Regions from separate parts of the Homo sapiens genome. Here region 2 is linked to region 1. A link is an interaction called in ENCODE POLR2A ChIA-PET data of the cell type or tissue named here. Cell type or tissue: A673. All regions are shown on one strand. Links, peaks and the distances in the headings refer to the core of each region. The heading gives the core; the rest is flanking DNA.

Region 1 (8,344 bases), core at 176-8,175:
TATTCTGATAAATGAATTATTTGACTCATTTACTTGGTTATTTTGTCATTTAACCAAGTAAAGGTAATGCGGTTTTTCCTAAAAAAAAATATTGGGATGTTATCTGTGAACACATGGGTTTCACTATCTATTAACAGGTGGGTTTCTCTGATTCTTTTTAACTTCAGCATTTGAGGATACTGGGATTTTCTTCTCCATACTCCCATAATTTTTAAGGTAAATTTCAGAAAGAAGAATCAGCTTGGAAGTCATTTTCCTTGATGTCCTGGAATCGTTTTGCAGCTGATCTCTGTTAGCAGTGGCATTCAGGATTCTTGGTAGCAGAGTCTTTGTTGCTCTCATCTACAAGCTACAGTGGCAGGAAGAGACTACCAAACCAGTTCCAGGAAGCCTGGGTCACCATGTGTGGCCAGACATGGGCCATCAAGTGATTTAAAGTGTTCTAACTGTATGAAGAAACTATTTTAGATAACCTGGCACCCTTCATTTATTATTGATTTAGACAGGCAGGCAGTAAAATGGACTGAGTTCCTACCATAAACCACACACTCTGCCAGGCACTGGGGGATGTGAATAAGACCAGTCTCTAAGGAATGACCATTAGGAAGCAAATAGCCTGAGTACCCATAGCTTTAAACCTACCTTAATTGTATTTGGTCTGTTTGATATAGACTGGCAATCAAATGGATTATTATTATTTCCTCAGAGCCTGAAGTGTTTCAGTTGCCTTCATACATAATTCCAAACTATCTTCCTTGTGCTCCTTGTGGCCTTTATTCCTCTGCTACGTTCTAATTAATGATGTTTTCATTACCACCTTCACACACAAAGCAAATAGCAGAGTAAAGTTCAATAATCATTTTAATTAGAGGCAGTACATGTTGGAAAGTAGTTCAAAAGAAATCTTTTTCATAAAAAATGCAAAGGTATTGAGAGACTTTAGCAGAGCAAGTTCAAGGCTTCTAAAGTTTTAGAAAATAATTTTTGTTTCATAAATTCATCTGTAGTTATAACAAAGAAAGAAAATCTGTTTTCACACTTGCCAAGAACTTGACAATTTTTCATAAATTTGGATAGGTGAGACAGATTAGCAGCGAATGCAGGCTCTATCCAATTATTTACCATTTATCTAGTGTTCTGAATAATTCAGGAAGAAGTAGAAATGAAGTTGAAGGCCACCAGATCACCTAAAACTTGTGTAGGTGATGACTGTGGGTGGCTTTTGTTGGAATGCACTATTAAAAGTGGGCAGAGGGATAAGGAAAGAGAGTGAGAGACAGAGAATAGAACAAAAATGAAGAGAAGGAGGAGAAAGAGAGAAGAAGAAAAAAGGAACAGAAAAGAGGGTTGTAAAGAAGAGACAGAGTGAAGAGAGGAAATGAGAAGATAAGAGGATGAGAAGAGAAGGCAAGGGAAGAGAAAGGAAGTTTAATATAGAGAAGCAGTTGTGAGGGAAAGGAGGGAGAGAAATAAAAAGAAGGGTGGTTAGGAATTATGCTGCCTTTTGATCCCCCTTGTCTTTTGAAAAGAGAATGTCCTCTTTGGGGGCACTGTTTCATCCTCAATTCTGTGTCCCACTTAGGCTGACAAACATAATTTGCTATACTCCTGGCATTAAGGGTAGGCATGCAACCTTTGCCGGTCTAAGCAGAATAATCCCCCCCAGGTTTTTCAAATTGGAACTAAGGAGAAAGGAGCAGTCTATTATTTGCAGTGGAGCTCTGTGGCATAAGGCCTAAAATTAATATCATGTGTTGTTTTGACATGTGAAACAGAGAGGACCTCAAATGGCCTAATTGCAAGTTCCCCTTCCTGTGCTGCTCTTTTATTCTGTTGCCTATCCCTGAGTAGCAGGTTCTGCTTTCTGTCTGTATGAATTTACCTATTCTGGGCATTTTATATTAGTGTGATTATACAATATATGACCTTGTATGCCTATCTTCTTTCATTTGACAAAGTATTTTTGAGGTTCACATACATTGTCACATGTATTGGTACTTCATTCCTTTTCATGACTGAATAATATTCCATTGTATGAGTATATCAGATTTTGTTAATCTGCTCATCAGTTGGTGAACATTTGGGTTGTTTCTACCTTTCGCCTATTATGAATAGTGCTGCTAAGTACATTTGTTTACAAGTCTTCATTTAAATACCTATTTCTATTCTTTTAGGCATATATCTAAGAAACTGTTGAGTTGTATGCTAATTTTATGTTTAGCTTTTTGAGGAGCCCCCAAACTCTTTTCTACAGTGATGGCAATGTTTTACACTCTCACCAGCAATGTGTGAAGGTTCTAACTTCTCAGTTCCTCACCAACACTCATTGCAGTTTCAATTTGCATTTCTCTAGGGACTGATGATGTTGAGCATCTTTTCATTTGTTGGCCATTTACATATCTCCCTTGGAGAAATGTCTATTCAAGACCTTTACCCATTTTTTAGTTGAGTTGTCTTTTAGTTGTTGAGTTGGAAATGTGCTTTATAGATGCTTAATGGTAGACCCTTGTCAGATATGTGACTTGCAAATACTTTCTTCCATTCTACGGGTTGCTTTACAACCTGATGATTTTGTACAGATGTTTCTACTCTTTCTCTAATTAATGCTAATTCAAATTTCTTCTATATGTATTGTTATTCAGTATTCATTTTTCTATCTTATCCATATAATGAGAGGATTTGTTAACTGAGCCAATAAGAATAGGAACTACATGGCCCACCTCCCAGTCACAGTTTCTTGTCTAAAGGTGGGGACTGAAGTGGACCATAAAACTTGAGTCACAACTCTTGGTCAACCACACAAGCTAGGCCATTTAAAATCCTTCCCTAGAATGTTTCCATTGTCTTATCATTAAGCATGGGTCTTCCAGGTTCAGTAGTGCATGAGCCTAGAAGCTGCCATCAGCCATGCATCTTCCAGCATAGAAAGTGGATGGACAGTAGAAGAAAACTAAACTAATGCAGAGAGCAAGAGACGATCAGTTCTCATAGTATTTGAGTCCTTCGTTCTAGTTAGCTCCACACCTTTGTTTACTGTAGTTTAGTTATGCAAGTCAATATACTACCCTTTGGGTTGAAGCTGGTTTGCATTAGATTTTTCTACTTTAAATCGAGAGTCTGACCAAGTCAGTGATGTGGTAACATTATCTTGTGGAAGTAGCTTGCAATATCATTGCATTTTCAAATTTACATGTCATTTTTTGGGTCTATATTCTGCCCATATTGATTCTAATTTTTGTGGTAATACTTGCCCAGAGCTGGCATCTTTTGACCTTTTCCATCATATTAAGGACTAATAGAAAAATTGAAGTTATTTCTGGTGGAATTTTTTTTCCTCATTCTCTTTTTTAAAAATTTTTCATTAAAATTATTGGACAGCTGCCAAAAACTTGAAGAACAGCTGCATTTTGTGAATTAATTAAATGTCATAACCCTGTTTTCAGTTTCTATCAGTAACTGGAATGATATAAAAAGGCCATTTATTGAAAAGAATGTGTTGTATAATTTAATGTATGCTAGCTGTAGGTGGTCTAAAAATATTTTACTGCATTCCTACTTTTACTCATAAACTTTTAACATACTGTCACTAAAGTGTGAATACCATTAGACAAAAGGAAGTCAACTAAGAATTTATATGGCATTATTTTAAATAATCCTTTCTGTGTTTTCTAAGTCAGATTGTATAGTTAGCTAATCCATTTACCTATTGTAATATTAGGTGGTGAAAAATATCATGCATCCTGTCTTTGCTGTAATTACATACATTCCTTTTCAATTTCCTTTTGTTGACTTTTGTTATATTTTGTATCACAGCTTTAGTAACTAGGATGTCTCTTGGGGGAAGAAAATCCCTTATTTCCGATCTTTGTCATTTACAAATTAATGGCTCAAAGAATTACATGTGCACTTCCCTAATTGTTTGTCTTGGTGTGGCCCACAGTGAAAATTATTTCCACTATCAACTTTATGCTGTTCTCTGACATAATCTCTTGGTATTTTTATGTTTTCTCTAAAAGTTCAAGAATTGTCTGTCGGAAGTCGTTTGACAAGAAAATTTACCAAGAACATTATTAGACTGGTAAACTTGACAGTTGCTTTGCTAAGAAATTCTAGCTTCCCCAGCTTCAATTCTTCTTACCCTACAGCTGTTTTTTTTAATCTTGCCTCATTTTTTCATATATTATTCTTATTTGAACAAAATTCTTTTTATTAACTTCATTTTGTTACTTATATAAGGATCACACCTAAACTATATAGCTATGGTAGTAATAAGTTTATGCTTTGTATTAATTATGAACATTTAAGAAACTTCACTGGCTGGGCTCACGCCTGTAATCCCAGTACTTTGGGAGGCTGAGGTGGGCAGATCACGAGGTCAGGAAGTTGAGACCAGCCTGGCCAACATAGTGAAACCCCGTCTCTACTAAAAATACGAAAAAAAAAAAAAATTAGCTCAGTGTGGTGGCCTGCGCCTGTAATCCAAGCTACTCGGGAGGCTGAGGCAGGAGAATTGCTTGAACCCAGGAGGCGGAGGTTGCAGTGAGCCAAGATTGCGCCACTGCACACCAGCCCAGGCAACAGTGCAAGACTCTGTCTCAAAAAAAATAAATAAATAAAAATAAAGAAACTTCCTTTAAGCCAGGTTTGGGGCTCACACGTATAATCTCAGCACTTTGGGAGGTTGAGGTGGGTGGATCACCTGAGGTCAGGAGTTTGAGACCAGCCTGACCAATATGGTGAAACCCCATCTCTACTAAAAATAAAAAATAAAAATAAAAATAAAAAATTAGCCAGGCGTGGTGGGAGGTGCCTGTAGTCCCAGTTACTAGAGAGGCTGAGACAAGACAATTGCTTGAACCCGGGAGGCGGAGGTTGCAGTGAGCCAAGATTGTGCCACTGCACTCCAGCCTGAGTGACAGAGCAAGGCTCCTTTTCAAAAAAAAAAAAAAAAAAGAAAAAGAAAGAAACTTTATTTAACTGGTGGAATGACCCTGAGGCTCTTGTCTGTAGTCCCACATGAGACCCAATGGGAAATCGTAAAGCTGGGCTATGGCTTTCTCCCGGTTAAGAGGAAGCTTCCAAGCTCCGATTTCTACACTGTTTATCTGTAAATAATCCTACCTGTTGTTTCCAATAACCCAGAATATAAGTCTCTCCTATTTACCATGTGCAGAGCTGCTAGCAGACTCACTGGCAATGATATGCGCTAACTTTGGAGTAAAGGTATGTTACCAATTCAAATGTTTTTATTACAATATCAGAACACCAAGATCTACTTGTTTAAATAATAAAGGAGTGTCTTGCCTCCATTAGCAAGTAGTTTAAAGAGAGAGCAGTTTTAGGTTCCGTACAATCATGGCCAGAGCTCTAAATCTCTGCTGTTAATAGTTTTAAATCCTACACTCTTCTAAGTTGGCTCTCTTTTCAGGTTACCTTTCCGCATCACGACATAGCCATCACAGTTCCAGGATTCACATACTGACATGTCACCCTTGAGAGAAAGTAGAGGGCCTACATTCCATGGTCACCTTCTTAGGAGAGTCTGGGCTGTTATAACCAAATACCATAAACCTCGTGGATTATAAAAAATAGAATTTTATTTCCCACCGTTTTGGAAGCTGGAAGTCCGAGATGAGGGTGCCAACGTGATTGGGTTCTTGTGAGGGTCCTCTTGTGGGTTGCAGATGGCCACCTTCTTGTTGGATCCTCACATGGTGGAGAACAGAGAGAGTGCTCTCATGTTGCTTCTGAGAACCCTGAAAAGTTGAGACAGGTCTCAGTTAATTTAGAAAGTTTATTTTGCCAACATTGAGGATGAGCCGGTGACACAGCCTCAGGAAGTCCTGACGGCATGTGCCCATGGTAGTCAGGGCACAGCTTGGTTTCATACATTTAGGGAGACATCAATCGATATGCGTAAGAAGTACATTGGTTTGGTCTGGAAAGGCGGGACAACCTGAAGCAAAGGCAGGAAGTCTCGAAGCCCAGAGGGAGCTTCCAGGTCGCAGACAGGTGATACACAAATGCCTACATTCTTTTCAGTTTCTGATGAGCCTTTCCAAAGGAGGCAAATCAGATAAGCATCTATCTCAGTGAGCAGAGGTGTGACTTTGAATAGAATGGGAGGCAGGTTTGCCCTAAGCAGTTCCCAGCTTGAGTTTTCCTTAGTGATTTTGGGGGCCCAAGATATTTTCCTTTGGCACTTCTTGTAAGAGCACTAATCACACGCACAAAGGCTCCACCCTCATGACCTAATTATCTTCCACAGGCCCCACTTCCTAATGCCATTGTGTTGGGAGTTAGGATTTCAACATATGCATTTTGGGGGCACACAAATATCCAGCTCATCACAACTACATAGAACATGGAGTAATGTGTGCCCACGATGGTTAGCTATCCCTTTTCCCACACCCAGCACGGACCCTGCTTAGTTGTCATCACAGTGCCGTTGAGGTGTGTTCACCCCACTCTAAAGCGATGTTTGAAATCAGATGACAGCACTACACTTTATTATTATTTTTTTAATTAATTAAGGCATGGTGTCTCACCCTTGTGATCGTAGCACTTTGTAGGGCTGAGGGTATCCCCTTTCCATGGATACCCTCCTTACCTTTCTTGGGCTCAAACTTTTTACAACAATCCTGCCCCTGCATGAATACCCACACCCATCTCTCCCTGTGCCTGCTTAGCTTGCATTGCCAAGACATTCCCTTCTTGGTCTATACACCATGCCAGTTTCCTCTGCTAAGCTGATGCTGCCCTCATTCAGGTGGAGTCTGACAGTCCACACTCGTGTGCCTGGACCTCCCTCCTCACCCTGCTATACCCACCGGGATGCCCTGCTTCCACGTGAATGTTCTCCTCACCTGGCTTGAACTCTGACACTGCGCCTGTGCTCCTACTCACTTCCACTCACAGGGTTGCTCCCTGCACCGTGCTGAGGCCCTGAATCCCCAATGTGGACCCACTGCACAGACATTGTCTTCACTCAGCTTAGGCTCTAACATCTGTTCCCTTTTTCATGCCACTGAGACAGACCATTCACCCAACAAGTCTGTTTCATCAAGAGTTAAAACCTTGCTCAGATGCGATTTTTATAGGAGTCTATTTAAAGAAGCAAGTTGATACGGCAAATAGCTATGTACAAAGTAAAAACAACAACAACAATAAAAACCTATGAGATTTTTCCACTCACAGCGAATATAATGGGGTTGTCAGAATAGAAAGCTGTGATGCTGCATGCAGACTGTTGCTATAGTACCTAATACAGCTAATAAATTGTGTGGTTTTCATAAATAAACGTGTGTAGCTATTGCCCCCTTCCATCTTCCATCAGAAGTATCCGAAGTTACAATTGTCATTTTAACCTTTATAACTGTAGTGATACTTACCAATTGGAAAACATAAAAAATAAGAATCTGGCTCTGTTCTGCCAGAGATGAACTTGAAACAGAATAGTTACCTTTTTTAGAGTTAATGTCATGATCCGTCTGAGAAGTCCCTGTAATAATTGCATTGTTCTTGCCACCAGAAGGCCATTTAGAGTGGCAATAGCCCTTTTATATCGGTATATTATCTGCAAGATTTCCAACCTAGACTTATTTTACAGATGAGGAAACTGAAGGACAGAGAGTTAAGAAACTGGTCGAGGGTCACACAACTAGTAAGAGAGACAGGCAGTTACCGCCCCCCTCCGCCCCATTTGACCTGGCTTCCATGCTTTTATCCTCCATACTGTGTGCTGACCCTAGGTAAAAAAACAGAAACAAAAAACCTTATTACAGGATTATCTGTAACAGGAGAAAACCAGGAGAAACTAACCATAGATGAGAAAGACATTAATAATTCATCCTGTGGAATTTAACAGTCACCCTGTGCCTACCTGTCCACCCCAGGTAAATCCTGGGCACAGCCCAAGTCCATGGAGGATCCTCACTAGAAGGAAAAGCTCTAAGGGGTCCAAGAGACCCCTCAGGCATGAATGGTCTACTCAGAACATCCTGACCTGGTTTCTGTTTAATTCTCTTCAGGAGAAGTTTAAGGAAACTCCATCATGAGCTTGGAAGGTGGCTGTTTCTGGGATGTAGAAATGAGACAGCAGGAATGAGGCTCAGCTCTTGGTTTTGGGGGATGAGTGGCCAGGGCTAATCTGCCAGCCTTCTGCCTTTGAGTCTTGCACATGCAACTTTATTTAAGAAGCTATGTTTTCTTTATGACCACAAGAGGCAACCAACATCCAGAATGCAGAGCCCCCTAGGCAAGGCCACAAAACTAGAACTATTCCTGTGGTGATGGCTGCTTCTTTTTTTTTATACCAGTCACCATATGATGTCACTTGTCATCC
Region 2 (8,344 bases), core at 54-8,053, 210 kb after region 1:
TAAATTTCACTGTCGTGTGAAACTACTCTGTACAATAACTACAGTGATGGACGTATATCATTGTACATTTGTGAAAACTCATAGAATGTATAATACAATGCATGGGTCGTAATTAAACTACGGGCTTTGAATGATAATGATGTGTCAATGTAGGTTTATTGATGCTAATACACATACCACTATGTTTACAAGGTTTCAATAGTAGGAGAGGTCGTGTATATGTGGGAGCTTGAGGGTATATGGAAATCTTTGCCTTTTGCTCCATTTTGCTATGAACCTAATATTTAAAGTCTTAAAAAGTGTAGGAAAGAAAACAATGCATGGATAATAAAATTCTTTTGATACTTTGAATGTGAGGAAAAGTTCATATTCTGCCCTCAAACTTGATAGCTCTCCTGGGAGTAGAATTCTATGTTTAAAATCATTACCCCAAGAATTGTGATTAATTTGCTTCTTTGTTCTAAGTTGTATTGTTTCTATGAAGTCCCAACTCATTTGGATTACATCTTGTTTGTAAGATAGTTTTCGTTAAGTGGGCTTGGCATACTTTCACCCCTTAGCTTCCATACTCTATAATTTCTCTTAATCTGGAAATTCAATGTTGTTCATCTTTGGAATATCTGAATTATTTGGTTGTTTTCGTCTATCTTTTTCTGTTTTTCCTGAAATTTCAATATTTTTATTTGGGTATTTGACTTTGTCGATGAGTCACACGACTCTTTCCTTTTCTGCCTTTTTAAATATTACCCCGTCACCTGATTTAAAATTCTTTATCTTCCTAGATCTATTAATAGTTTTTAAAAAATTGCAGTTTCGATTTTCTCGAGTGCTTTATTTTTGCCATTTTGATCTTTCACATTACAATCTTTCCTTGGGTGACAGTTAAATATGGGTTTTCTGCTCATGTTTAGCTGGGGACTGGTTAGACTTGGTGAGTTTTCTACTTGGGGCGTGTTGACTGTGTGTTTCTCTATAGCATAACTGGGCTGGACCTTGCTTTTTGGGGGATCTCTGATAAGTGTCCTTAGGGCTTTTGCCTTGGCAGAAGGCTGTTAGACACTGTTTTCGGGGGGCCAAGTCTAGGGAGGCAGATGGTTTTCAGTGTCTGTCTGTTTGCGTGTGTGTTTCTCATGTGATCAATGATATCATTATAACTATAACCCCCCCATGGTGAATCACAAGTGTCAAAACATTTTGTGCAATACCCTCTCTCGTTCATTAACTTTCTTGTCTAAAATCATCTTGCTACTTGCTTTGTATTTGTTCCACCTGTTCTTGGTTCTTTTTCTCACTTTTCTGTTGGCCTTTGGATTAATATACTATGTTTTATGATTTCATTTTATCACCACTATTGATTTTTTAAACTTAATTTTATTTAGCGATTGACTTGAATTTAGAATATACATCTAATGAGAATCTCCTTCAAATAATATTAGTTATGGGCACCCAATAGGAGATCACAAGAGAGGAGACTGCACATGTTTATGAACTCCTTTTGTGACTGTGGGTCCCAGAGGTTTTATATTCTTTCAGTAGCTTCCATGTAAGGATAATAAAATAGCTTTGGCAAGGGGTGCTTGATGCCATATTCATATTTGTTGCCTTGTGCAATCCTTACATGGATATGCTTTCTAAAATAAGTCTCAGCTGGGCATGGTGGCTCCAGTCTGGGAGACAGAGCAAGAACTCTGTCTCAAAAAAAAAAGAAGAAAAAAAATTAGTCTACCAAATGTCTCAAACCTCCGTAACTTTGCAAAGCACCTTTTGATTTAAACATAATCCTCCTTGTTCAATTTTATTCTGCTGTTGGAGATCAAGCCATTTCCTCTGATAGGCCTTCCTGATGCCGTCACATAGAATTAAGTGTTTTATCCACTGAGCTACCTCTAGACATTCTTCTAGTGCTGCATCTATCAGGTTCTGTTACAAACTGCTTGTTAGATGCCAGCCTCCCCTTCTAGACCTGAGTTCCTTGAGGGCATAATACATGTGTCATTTACCTTTATATATCTGGTACTTAAAATAGAACTTGGAGACAGGATAGGTACCCTGAGTACTGTTCAGCTGAATTGTATTATTACTTGGTTATTTTAGTGGCTCTGCTTAAAATGCCAAAAAATGTTTTATTTTTACTGAATTTATGAGATATGTTTACAGTTTTTCGCACAATGAAAGACTAAATTTTCCATGTTTATAAACAAAATGTAAATAATTAAAAGATATATTGATATTTTAATTACTAAAACAAGAGAACTATGACCTGCAAATGTCCTGATATAAATACAAGATATGAGATTTAGATTTTGTAGATATATATTTATCAACAGTTAAGATATGATAATCCTCAGCCATACCTTCAGGCATTTTATAAACATGTTTGGAAAGGTAACTTATAAGCAAAGGAAACAAAGTATTACATTTTTTTACGCCTAGAACTACTGAGGAATCTCAAAACTCATATGATTGCACTATTCCTATTCACTATTTGTTTTGCTTCACGTGATGGTTGCAGTATTCCTATTCCCTGTTTTGCTTTTAGCTAATGGGGATGTTATAACTCAGTCAGTAGCTGATTAAATAGTTTGAGCCCCCTAGGCCCTTCCTTTGTTTGCAATGGATTATGAAATAAAAGGCTTGGTTTTACTTAAAATCGCATTTTAGCTTAATTGTTGTTGTTGTTGTTTCCACACCAGTGTAGTGACTATGACTTGGAATTTGGAACTGAGTGTTTGCAATTGGCCCTAAAATACTGTTGCACTAAAGCCAAACTTGTAGAAGGATCACCTGACCTCTGGAAGGTAAGAGGGATGATACCTTGCTTGGGTTCTTTTCTGTGCTTTCATGTGTTTGCGTGTGTGTACATTTAAAACCAGTAGTGCATTGAGTAGGAGTTAAGGGAGTCTCACGGGTTTACTGAACCATCAATGTGTAGTATCCCTTCTATTGCTTGGCTTCAAGAAAATTCACTTTGAGATAATTTACTCAGACACATCTCATTTTAACCTGTGAGATTGGTTTATTCACTTTTTTCTTTTTCTTCCTCTCTGTAGATAGCTTTATTAGTCTGTTCTCACACTAATATAAAGAAATACCTGAGACTTGGTAATTTATAAAGGAATGAGGTTTAATTGGCTCATGGTTCTGCAGGCTGCATAGGAAGCATAGTGGCTTCTGCTTCTGGAGAGGCCTCAGGAGGCTTCCAATTATGGCAGAAAGCAAAGGAGGAGTGAGACACTTCGAGACCTCACTCACTTGGAGAACAGCTCCAAGGCGGAAATCTGCCCCCACGATCCAGTCACCTCCCACCAGGTCTCACCTCCATGGTTAGAGCTTACAATTCCCCATGAGATTTGGGCAGGGACACAGATCCAAACCATATCAATAGCCTTTTTTTTTTTTTTTTTTCTTCACTCAGTTTGATTAAAGCTACAACTTTGCCTGCAGTATCAACATTTCCTTTCAGGCCCTGGGTGGTTGCTCCAACTTAACTGGGTTAAAAGGATATCTGCAACAGTTCCAACCCAGTGGGGGTGGTAGCTGGATCCACTTTCTGTCCCACTGTGAGGAATTAGACTGTTTCCTGTGGCAGGGCCCAGTTCTTTTAATGGCTAACTTGCTTCTTTTTTTTTTTTTTTTTTTTTTTTTTTGACAGAGTTTCACTCTTCTGGCCCAGGCTGGAGGGCAATGGTGCAGTCTCATTGTAACCTCCACCTCCAAATTTCAAGCAATTCTCCTGTCCCAGCCTCCCAAGTAGCTGGGATCACAGGTGCCTACCACCACCCGGCTAATTTTTGTATTTTTAGTAGAGACGGGGTTTCACCATGTTGGCCAGCCTAGTCTTGAACTCCTGACCTCAGGCTATCTGCCTGCCTCAGCCTCCCAAAGTGCTGGGATTACAGGTGTGAGCCACCACACCTGGCCTAACCTCTTTTGGAGGGAATAGAATACTTATTGCAAACAAGATAATGGCACTATCATACTGCAGCTTCTTATCAAGGCCAGGGATGGTTTAGAGTGTGATTCTTTGTTTCATTAGTTGAATTGAACAGGACATTTGGAAATAGGAGTCTGGAAATCAGAAATAAGTACATTTGGAAATAAGATTATTTCATAATCTTGAAATACATATTGCTGCTTTTGAAATATTGCTTGCAGTCTTTGGAAATCTTTATGAAACATCCATCAAAATCTGATTAGTAAAGATTCATTCTAATTGAGTCTATAAGCATATTTCCTTACTGATTTTTAAAACAGAAAGCCCTGTAAGTTGATCAGTTATTTTGCACAGTAACATGATCAGCCTCACTGCATGCTAAGATTGTCTCAGGATAATCTTAAATACTTAAAATGTTGAATTCTAAGACTCCAAAATATTGACATGTTTGAAGTATTGCCTGGTAGAGAAAATTTATGCGGTAAAGAAATTTTATGCAATATTACTCTTCATTTAAGGACAACCTAAAATGTCTGCCTCTGCTGGGTTAACTATCATCAACCCAGCAGGCAAACATTTTATTCATCCTTTTCTATATATGGCTCAGTGATATTTATGAGGATTTTTGGCAATTACCAGTTAGATGTTTCATTAAAGGTCCTGACCCACATTTCTTTAGAACTCCTTTGGCTGTCTGGCAGACCTAATTTGAAGACCAAGAAAAAAGGCGGAAACTCTAAGGCGTTTTATTGCTACTGACATGTCAATAATCCCTGGTCTCACTTTTGACATCTTTGGAGCTGTGATTATTTACCTCTTTTGCATGTTCTGAGCCCTCATCAAGTTTGTAAAGCACTCTTGAGATCTGTGGATGAAAAGGAAGCAGCACATTACTCTCTGAATGTTACATTCCATCTTCAGTGTTTCCTTTTTGGTGAGGTGTTTATATTTCTCTGTTCTCTCCAGCAAGAGTGTTAGTCCTCAGGTACATCTTGATGCTCTGCTCCCCTTTTATGTGCAACAAATATCAGTGCACGCTAACCTGATTGGCCTTTCCACACAGTGCTTCTCTTGGTTCCACTGGTGAGTCCCTTTTTAGGGACATTGTTGTGGGTTCAACTGTCCTCTAAAAAAGTATGTTCAAGTCCTAATCCGTGGCACCTGTGAATGTGACCTTATTTGGAAATAGTGTCTTTGCAGATGTAATCAAGTGAAGACGAGGTCCTGCTGGAATAGGGTAGGCCCTAAAGCTAATATGACTAATATCTGTACAAGAATAGAAGAGACACAGATACAGGGAGAAGGCCATGTGATGATGGAGGTGGATATTGGAGTGACACATCTGCAAGCCAAGGAATGGCAGGGGTTGCCAGCCATCACCAGAAGCTAGGAAGAGGCTGGAAAGAATTCTTCCCAAAAGCTTTCAGAGGGTCCTACTTGTATCTTGATTTCGGATGTCTAGTCTCCAGACTGTGAGAGAATATAAATTTTTTTGTTTGTTTGTTTTTGACGGAGTCTTGCTCTGTCATCAGGTTGGAGTGCAGTGGCACAATCTTGGCTCACTGCAACCTCCGACTCCCTGGTTCAAGCAATTCTCCCGCCTCAGTCTCCCGAGTAGCTGGGACTACAGGTGCTTGCCACCACAGGCGCTTGCCACCACACTCAGCTAATTTTTGTATTTTTAGTAGAGACGGGGTTTCACCATGTTGGCCAGGATGGTCTTGATCTCCTGACTTTGTGATCTGCCCGTCTTGGCCTCCCAAAGTGCTGGGATTACAGGCGTGACCCACCACCACCACGCCCAGCCAAATTTCTGTTGTTTGAAGTCTGCCAGTTTGTAGTAATTCACTGTAGCAGTCCTGGGAAACACATGCTGAAAGGGCGATCCCCCCACTAGAAATCAGCATCATAGCATCACTTTCCACATGGAATGGAAGTAGAGAGCTCTACTCTTATGAATGAGATTTGAATAATGCCATGCTTCAAAGGGAGCTTGGACCCTAAAAGTCCTGTCGTGCTCTGGATTGGGGAAAATGTCTTACAGATAGACGTTATAAGCGTTTTTTGTTTGTTTGTTTTTTGGTATCACATTTTTTTCCCTGTTAACTGAGGTGATGCTAGAATGCAAATATTGCTGTTGTTTTCAGGGTCCCTATTTTCTCTTTCTGCCTCTTGTCTCATCTTTGACTTCTTTTTTTGGTATTTTCATAGCTAATTATTTAACCCCTTTTGATAACATTGTAAGATTTGTCATTAGGCTTTTACTTTAATTTTGTGATCTTATTTTGTATGATGAGAGTATTTGTTTTACACAACAATGGAGTTTATGCTTTGAAATTAGTGTCCTAATTCTACACTAACTCCAAAGATGCTGCCTTTTAAAAAAAAATGTATCTGAAAAGTTCTAGTACAATTATGCTAAACTGGTACTGGACTCAGATGGCATGGCCATGTACTTGAAACATGATTCAAAAATCTGACAGTAAAAGACATATTTGGACATAATTGAGGCATTTTATTACCATGTAACAGTGTAAGGCGAAGGAAGATCCTGAAACATGGAACAATACACCTTCCCTTTCCCCTGAAAAGTCAGGGAGTTCACTTCACATTGGTTTAAAGACTGACTTGAAATTTCTGAGGACTGCACGTAGTACTAGAATTTCAGTAGTAGAATTTCAGTTGCCACCAGAAATCCTAGGAGGATTATTTTGTATTTTATTTTCTTTAATTAATTAATTTTTTTGAGATGGAGTCTTGCTCTGTCACCCAGGCTGGAGTGCAGTGGCAAGATCTCAGCTCACTGCAACCTCTGCCTCCTGGGTTCAAGTGATTCTCCTGCCTTAGCCTCCCAAATAGCTAGGACTATAGGTGCCTGCCACCATGCACGGCTGATTTTTGTATTTTTAGTAGAGACGGGGTGTCACTATGTTGGCCAGGCTGGTCTGTATTTTGTATTTTATAAATACGTTTTGGTAAAAGTAAAAGGTAAACATTCTGGCTTGATGTCACCTTCCTGTGCTAGCTCTTCTGGGGTCTGGAGATAATATCAGTTTTTTTTTTCTTTCAACACACCATGCAGGGTAGAAAATGGCCACGGTACCCCACTACCCCCACCAGGGCGATAAGCACTGAGGAGTACAGAACTGGTTCTGGGAGTAGGGATCAGCTGTCATGCTTTCCTGGAGTAGTCTTGCTTTGACAGGCCCAAGTAAACCCTCTTATTTTGATGAGATTTCATCTAGTCTGCATAACAACTTGAGTCCCTTTAATTTAGAGTTGTACCATATTTGTGACCCCATTTACTTTTAATTAACTTGGTCTCTTACTACACTGTACAGGCTTAATTGAACAGACATCTTGTTTCTAAATGTCAAAACCATCTTCAAGCCATACAAGATTGATAACCAGTTACTGAAGAAATTTAACCACTGTGTTCCGTTGTCTGAATGTGCTTTTTTAGGAGTTTCTGAAGTTTTTGTGTAATCACAATATTATTGGAATGAATGACTTTTGAGGATTCCTTTTGTTGGGGAATACATTTTTTTAAGGTCCAAGTATTTCAGCATCTGTTTAAAAACAAAAGAAACAAAGTAGTCTCTATTTGGTTTTTGTAATTTCAAAAACACAATATGGTGACATTGTTTCTCTTCAGATATTTTTATATAGTTATCCAGCATTTTATATAGGTATCCAGAAAAGAATATTTTCTATATGTATATGATTGGTAAGGAAATAAGTTCTGAAAAATCTATACCTAATAAACATTCTATTATCTTTGAAATGTAAGTTTTGCCTATTTATTGTGAAGGGAAAGATGGGAGAACTTTATGTGTCACCTTAAATTATTGGAGATAGTGGCCAACTGGCTGTGTTCTGAAAGTTTTTTTTTTTTTTTTTTTTTTTTTTACTATTTTATGTCTCAACACAGAAACAAGAACAACATGTAGACGTGATAGGAATGAGAAATTCCCACCGTATTATTACCTTACCGTGCCTATGAAATTGGAATTTTTATCCTCCAGATTAGCTAACTACTAGATTTGTACAGAAACTTTGTTTAGTGAAGTGGGCTACTGCACTTCTATCCAAATTAGATTCCTCTGCTATTCCTTTATCCTGGCAGGTAAATCCTGGACCAAAACTATACCTTACTATCCAGAAATAAAGTAGCAGCTAACTTGATAACACAGATAAAAAGTTGTTCAAGCAATTCAACCAATCTATTAAAATGTGAAATGCTATAGTATTTCTAAAACAAGCACATGCCAACCAAAACTAGTGAATTTTAAAGTACTTTTAGCCTTATTTTTTTCCTACATAGCTAACGTACTTCAAAAGCAGTATGACTGGAAAATGTTGTAATTCTCAATTGATGGGTTATTCATTTTTTCCATCTAACTTTTACAG

The links. ChIA-PET counts read pairs that join two places held together with the same protein. Peaks named below come from ENCODE experiments on the same cell type or tissue, not always from the same donor. Only the 100,000 strongest peaks of a DNase experiment are listed, where the experiment ranks them.
Region 2: POLR2A ChIA-PET joins it to region 1 with 9 read pairs; 1 of 35 experiments calls an interaction of 5 or more read pairs at or near these places.

Annotation. Positions count from the first base shown.
Region 1 is chr7:16,509,960-16,518,303 of GRCh38, reverse strand. No RefSeq gene overlaps it. Among named protein-coding and RNA genes, the nearest start is that of LRRC72, 13 kb to the left of the region's middle. RefSeq lists an enhancer at 5,851-6,352. In A673, for the core only: no CTCF peak of the experiment used is centred there; a DNase peak (open chromatin) is centred at 3,833; H3K27me3 peaks cover 2,863 bases.
Region 2 is chr7:16,302,977-16,311,320 of GRCh38, reverse strand. It overlaps CRPPA (CDP-L-ribitol pyrophosphorylase A), which reads left to right. Exons shown (of 10, transcript NM_001101426.4): 4 at 2,694-2,798. Among named protein-coding and RNA genes, the nearest start is that of CRPPA-AS1, 97 kb to the right of the region's middle. In A673, for the core only: no CTCF peak of the experiment used is centred there; a DNase peak (open chromatin) is centred at 3,540.